Regions from separate parts of the Homo sapiens genome. Here region 1 is linked to region 2. A link is an interaction called in ENCODE POLR2A ChIA-PET data of the cell type or tissue named here. Cell type or tissue: K562. All regions are shown on one strand. Each heading gives the region's core, and the rest is flanking DNA. Links, peaks and the distances in the headings are about the cores only. Region 1 overlaps CNNM4 (cyclin and CBS domain divalent metal cation transport mediator 4). Region 2 overlaps FAM178B (family with sequence similarity 178 member B).

Region 1 (3,016 bases), core at 275-2,774, 100 kb before region 2:
ATGCTGCTAAGAACACTCTTGTGCATGTCTCTTGCTGAACGTATGAAGGCATTTCTGTTAGGAATATGCCCGGGAACGGAATTGCTAAGGCACAGGGATGGTAGAGATGAGAGTTTTACAAAGTGCTTGTATCAGTGTTCACTCCTATCCCTACCAACTCTGGTATTGTTAAGTATGTGTATGTGTGTTTAATGTTTGCCATTAAGGTGTGTGCATGGTTGTGTCTCACTGTGTTTTGTTTTTGTTTTGTTTTTGTTTTTGTTTTGTCTCTCTGTCATCCAGGCTGGAGTATAGTAGCATGATCACAGCTCACTGCAGCCCCCACCTCCCAGGCTCAAGCAGTCCTCCCACCTCAGCCTCCCAAGTAGCTGGGACCACAGGTGTGGGCCACCACGCCTGGCTAATTTTTAAATTTGTATAGAGAATGTGGTCTTGCATTGTTGTCCAGGCTGGTCTCGAACTCCTGGCCTCAAACCATCTTCCCTCCTCGGCCTCCTAAAGTGCTGGGATTACAGGCCAGAGCCACTGTGCCATTGTGGTTTTTTTTTTTTTTTTTTTGAGGTGGAGTCTCGCTCTGTTGCCCAGGCTGGAGTGCAGTGGCGTGATCTCAGCTCACCACAACCTCCACCTCCCGGGTTCAAGTGATTCCTCCGCCTCAGCCTCCCAAGTAGCTGGGACCACAGGCCGCACACCACCACGCCTGGCTAATTTTTTATATTTTAGTAGAGACGGGCTTTCACCGTGTTGATCAGGATGGTCTCGATCTCCTGACCTCATGATCCACCTGCCTCGGCCTCCGAAAGTGCTGGGATTACAGGCGTGAGCCACTGCACCCGGCCGCCATTGTGTTTTTTTTTAATTTACTTTTATTGATACATAATAGCTATTTTCACAGTACATGTGATAATTTGATAGATTCATGTAATCAAATCAGGGTAATTGGGATATTCATCACCTTGAATAGTTATGTGTTCTTTATGCTTGGAACATTTGAATTATTCTCTCCTAGTTATTTTGAAATGTAAAATTGACTAATGTTAACCATTATCACCTACTGATCTATGGAGCACCAGGTCTTATTTCTTCTAAGTGTATATTTGTACCCATTAATAAACCTCTTTTCATCCCCCTCATTGTGGTTTTGAGATGGAGTCTCGCTCTCTCGCCCAGCCTGGAGTGCGGTGATGCATCTCGGCTCACTGCAACCTCTGCCTCATGGGTTTAAGCAATTCTCCTGCCTTAGCCTCCTGAGTAGCTGGGATTACAGGCATGAGCCACCATACCAGGCTAATTTTTTTGTATTTTTAGTAGAGATGGGGTTTCACCATATTGGCCAGGCTGGTCTCCAACTCCTGACCTTGTGATCCCCTTGCCTTGGCCTCCCAAAGTGCTGGGATTACAGGCGTGAGCCACTGCGCCCCACCTCATTGTGGTTTTAATTTAGATTTCCCTAGTGAATTATGATATTGAGCACATTTTTATATGCTTATTGTCCATTTGACTATTCTTTTTATTTGTGTCTTAACTGTTTTCTTTTTTTTTTGTTTTTGAGACGGAGTCTCACTCTTGTTGCCCCGGCTGGAGTGTAATGGCGCAATCTCAGCTCACTGCAACCCCCGCCTCCTGGGTTCAGGCAATTCTCCTGCCTCAGCCTCCCGAGTAGCTGGGACTACAGGAGCGCGCCACCACACCCAGCTAATGTTTGTATTTTTAGTAGAAACAGGGTTTCACCACGTTGGCCAGGATGGTCTCAATCTCTTGATCTTGTGATCTGCCCGCCTCGGCCTCCCAAAGTGCTGGGATTACAGGCGTGAGCCACTGCGCCCGGCCTGTTGCCTGTTTTCTAGGAGGTTTGCCTTGCCTTTTTATTTCTTTTTTGAGATACAGTCTCTCTGTCACGTAGGCTGGATGCAGTGATGCAATCATGGCTCACTATAGCTTCAACTTCCCAGGCTCAAGCAATATATTCCACTTTACAACCTCCTGAGTAGCTGGGACCACAGCTGTGCGCCACCACACCTGGCTACTTTGAGACAGAGTCTTGCTTTATTGCTCAGTCTGGAGTGTAGTGGCACGATCTTGGCTCACTGCAACCTCCACCTCCTGGGTTCAAGTGATTCTCCTGCCTTAGCCTCCTGAGTAGCTAGGATTACAAGCGTGTGCCACCACACCCGGCTAATTTTTTATATTTTTGGTAGAGATGGGGTTTCACTGTGTTGGCCAGGCTGGTCTTGAACTCCTGACCTCAGGTGATTCACCTGCCTTGGCCTCCCAAAGTGCTGGGATTACAGGAGTGAGCCACCACGCCTGGCCAACTTTGTGTATTTTTTGTAGAGAGAGGGTTTTCCCTGTGTTGCCTTGGCTGGTCTTGAACTCTCTGCCTTTTTTTTTTTTCTGAAACAGGATCTTGCTTTGTCACCCAGGCTGGAGCACAGTAGTGCGATCTTGGCTCACTGAAGCCTCGACTTCCTGGGCTCAAGAAATCCTCCCACCTCAGCCCGCCAAGTAGCTGGGATCACAGGCACATGCTACCATGACTGGCTAATTTTTGTATATTTTGTAGAGGTGGGGTTTCACCATGTTGCCCAGGCTGGTCTTGAACTCTTGAACTCAAGTGATCTGCCCACCTTGCCCTCCCAAAGTGCTGGGATTACAGGTGTGAGCCACCGTGCCTTACCCTCTCTGCCTTTTTCTTAACCATGTTTAGGAGTTATTTATATATTATTTATTCTATATATTCTTTATATAGTTATGTATATCTGGACCCTTTAAAAATTTATTCCTAGGGGCCAGGTGCAGTGGCTCACGCCTGTAATCCCAGCACTTTTGGAGGCCGAGGCAGGCAGATCACAAGGTCAGGAGTTCAAGACCAGCCTGGCCAAGATGGTGAAACCTTGTCTCTACTAAAAATACAAAAAAATTAGCTGGGCATGGTGGCGGGCACCTGTAATCCCAGCTACTCCGGAGTCTGAGACAGAGAATTGCTTGAACCCGGGAGGTGGAGGTTGCAGTGAGT
Region 2 (2,764 bases), core at 5-2,504:
AGATCTCCTGGAGCACAAAGGGACCACTCCCTTCTCAAGGGGTTCAGGTCAAAGATACCTAGGACCCTATTAGGGATCAGGTCCCATGAACTCATCTGGGGCAAGTCGGAGGAAAAGCAAAAGCAGCATCTGGAAGTGTCTTCTGAACTGCCCCCACTCCTGAGGCTGGGGAGTTGATTTCAGAGCTCAGCACTAAATGGAATTAAGTGTAATTACAGCCCTGATCCACATCTCACTCTGTGCGTCCTCCTCAGCAGGGGCGGGGAATGGGGAGTGGTCCCAGACTGGGTCCAAACAAACGTCCCATTCCTGGGTTTCTGACAGCTCTTGGGCCACAGTGGGCTGTAGGGAGCACTGCCCCTCCCCGGGGACTTGCAGACAGCCCTCTGCTACAGGCAGGACCTGGGCCTGGGCCCCAGTGCTGTAACTGTCGAGCTAAGAACCCAGCGAAACACAGGCAGAGGCATCAGGAGACTGGACGCTGGCATGAGCCCTCGGGACAGGGACTGAAGGAAGTGTTCTAAACCACTGATGCTGAAAGAAGACTTTAATGTGCACAAAGAAACCTCACATTAGTGACAGGGAGACAGAGGAAGGAGGGTGGGGAGGACTGAGGCCCAGGGAAACCAGAGCTATGGAGACAGAGGCCTTAGGGAAGAGGAGATGGCTGGGAGGAGGGCTGAGGGGTGGGCGAGGCAGAGAGGCCCATCCCTTGCTGAGAGGAGAGGGGGTCGGGGCGGTGGCAGAGGCAGGCTCTTGCAGAGAGGAGAGGGGTCGGGGCGGTGGCAGGGGCAGGCTCTTGCCTCATCAGGCTGGTCAGCATGTGGCCTCCTCTGGCCTTGATGCTTCGCTTCCTCCAGTTCCCTGAGCCTGTTCACTTCCTGCTGAAGCCAGGAGCCCTGGGCTGCCCTGACCCTGTCCCTTTAGATGTCTTTCCAGGGGCTGAAATACTGGGCCTGCGGCGAGGAGAAAAGCAGGCTGTGAGGGCCTGGGCCCAGGTGCTGCCCACTGCCCTGCAGCTCCCCGGGCTGGCGGTGTCCATTCAGCACCCATCGCAGGCTCATGCCAGGGGCCGAGTGAGCAGGATGCCTGGGTTCACACTACTGGCGAGGACACAGCGGTCATCAGGCTACGTGACCGTATAAGTGGTCTCCCAGGGCCCCTCTACCAGGCCCTGAATCACTTTTCCTTCTTCTCGTGACAAGCACACTGCTCCCACCAGAGGCTGGTGAGATCTAGTTCCTTGGGGAGTGAGGGTGAGGTTTGTTCTCCAGCCTTCTCAGAGACTTGGCGAAATCTGAGACCCAAACCACAGCCTGTGGCCAGTGTGTCAGACCTAAGTCAGAGGTTATAGGGGAAGGACAAAAGAGGAGTCAAGAAGAGGCAGGCTAGGAGAGGAGGGGCACTGGTGGTGGGGTGGGGGGTGGTCCTCACCAGGTCCTGTGCCCCTCCATAGAGGACTGGGGGCTCAGGAAGGGAGGAGACCCCGAGCCAGCCCAGCAGGGTGCTGTTTGTTGGAGAGATGGGGCCGGAAGGGAGGGCACCAGCACAGGGGCTGAAGTTGGTTAGGTCAGAGGCTTGGGAGTCAGGCTGGCTCATGCCCTGATTCTGACATTCACACAAGCTGCCTGCGTGATGGGGGGCAAGCCACCGAGCCTCTCAGGGCCTCTGGTTAGTCTGCTCATCTGTAAAATGGGCTCCTGACAACACCTGCCTCATGGGGGTTGTGTGGGTTCTTGAGAAACGGATCTTCATTCAAGAAACACTAGCTGTGACTATCACACCTACAGGCTCTGAGAAAACTCGGCGGGGGTAGGGGGTGTAGTGGAGAGGACCAGGGCAGCCTGGGAGCCTTCCTCCTAACACAGCAGGAGACCAGCTTCAGGCCCACAGCACAAGTGAACAGCTGGGGCCCCTTCCTGGCACTGCTCATGAAAGACTGGCACTCTGGGTCCAGACTTTTCCCTCTCCAGGGTGACTTTTCTTTGCATTTCCTGAGGACTGCGCTTCTCTGTGTCCCCTTCCCTCCGCACCCACCCTGGGCACTGGATTTTTTTTTTTTTTTTTTGAGATGGAGTCTTGCCCTGTCGCCCAGGCTGGCGTGCAATGGCACGATCTGGGCTTACTGCAACCTCCGCCTCCTGGGTTCAAGGGATTCTCCTGCCTCAGCCTCCAGAGTAGCTGGGATTACAGGCGCACACCACCGCGCCCGGCTAATTTTTTTAATCTTTGGTAGAGACGGGTTTCACCATGTTGGCCAGGCTGGTCTCCTGACCTTGTGATCCGCCCGCCTCAGTCTCCCAAAGTGCTGGGATTACAGGCGTGAGCTACCACGCCCAGCCTTTGGCACTGGATTCTTGATAAGAATGATGAAGGCCCCTCAAGGCGTCCCCACCCTTCCCCCACATGCCCACTCCACCCATATCCCTGCCAGGAGCTCAGCAGCTGCAGCGGGGGTGGATGTGCTGGTGGCTCTGGCCAGCCCTGCCTGACCACTTCCCGCCCCTCCCAGGTCTGGGGGCTAGAGGGGGCACCACCTGGGGCTGGCAGTGGGTCAGCAGCTCCTGCCAACGGATGTAGGTCTGGGTAGCCAGGTCCTTGAGCATGGTGCGGTGCATGGCCTGGGGGCTCTCCCGGATCTGCGTGCTGATGTGGCGGTCCAACTGCATGCACAGCAGCTGCAGCTCGCCCTGTGGAGGCGGAGGGAGGCCAAGAAGCGGGTGTAGCACAAGCCAGGCACATCCAAAGCCGGGCAGGAGGAGAA

What was found. ChIA-PET counts read pairs that join two places held together with the same protein. Peaks named below come from ENCODE experiments on the same cell type or tissue, not always from the same donor. Only the 100,000 strongest peaks of a DNase experiment are listed, where the experiment ranks them.
Region 1: POLR2A ChIA-PET joins it to region 2 with 5 read pairs; 7 of 35 experiments call an interaction of 5 or more read pairs at or near these places.

What each region holds. Positions count from the first base shown.
Region 1 is chr2:96,775,489-96,778,504 of GRCh38, forward strand. All of the region lies in intron 1 of CNNM4 (cyclin and CBS domain divalent metal cation transport mediator 4), which reads left to right. Among named protein-coding and RNA genes, the nearest start is that of CNNM4, 16 kb to the left of the region's middle. In K562, for the core only: no CTCF peak of the experiment used is centred there; no DNase peak of the experiment used is centred there.
Region 2 is chr2:96,875,353-96,878,116 of GRCh38, forward strand. It overlaps FAM178B (family with sequence similarity 178 member B), which reads right to left. Exons shown (of 17, transcript NM_001122646.3): 16 at 2,538-2,690; 17 at 533-956. The coding sequence ends at 924. Among named protein-coding and RNA genes, the nearest start is that of SEMA4C, 6.7 kb to the left of the region's middle. RefSeq lists enhancers at 1-448, 449-1,209. In K562, for the core only: no CTCF peak of the experiment used is centred there; DNase peaks (open chromatin) are centred at 262 and 1,295.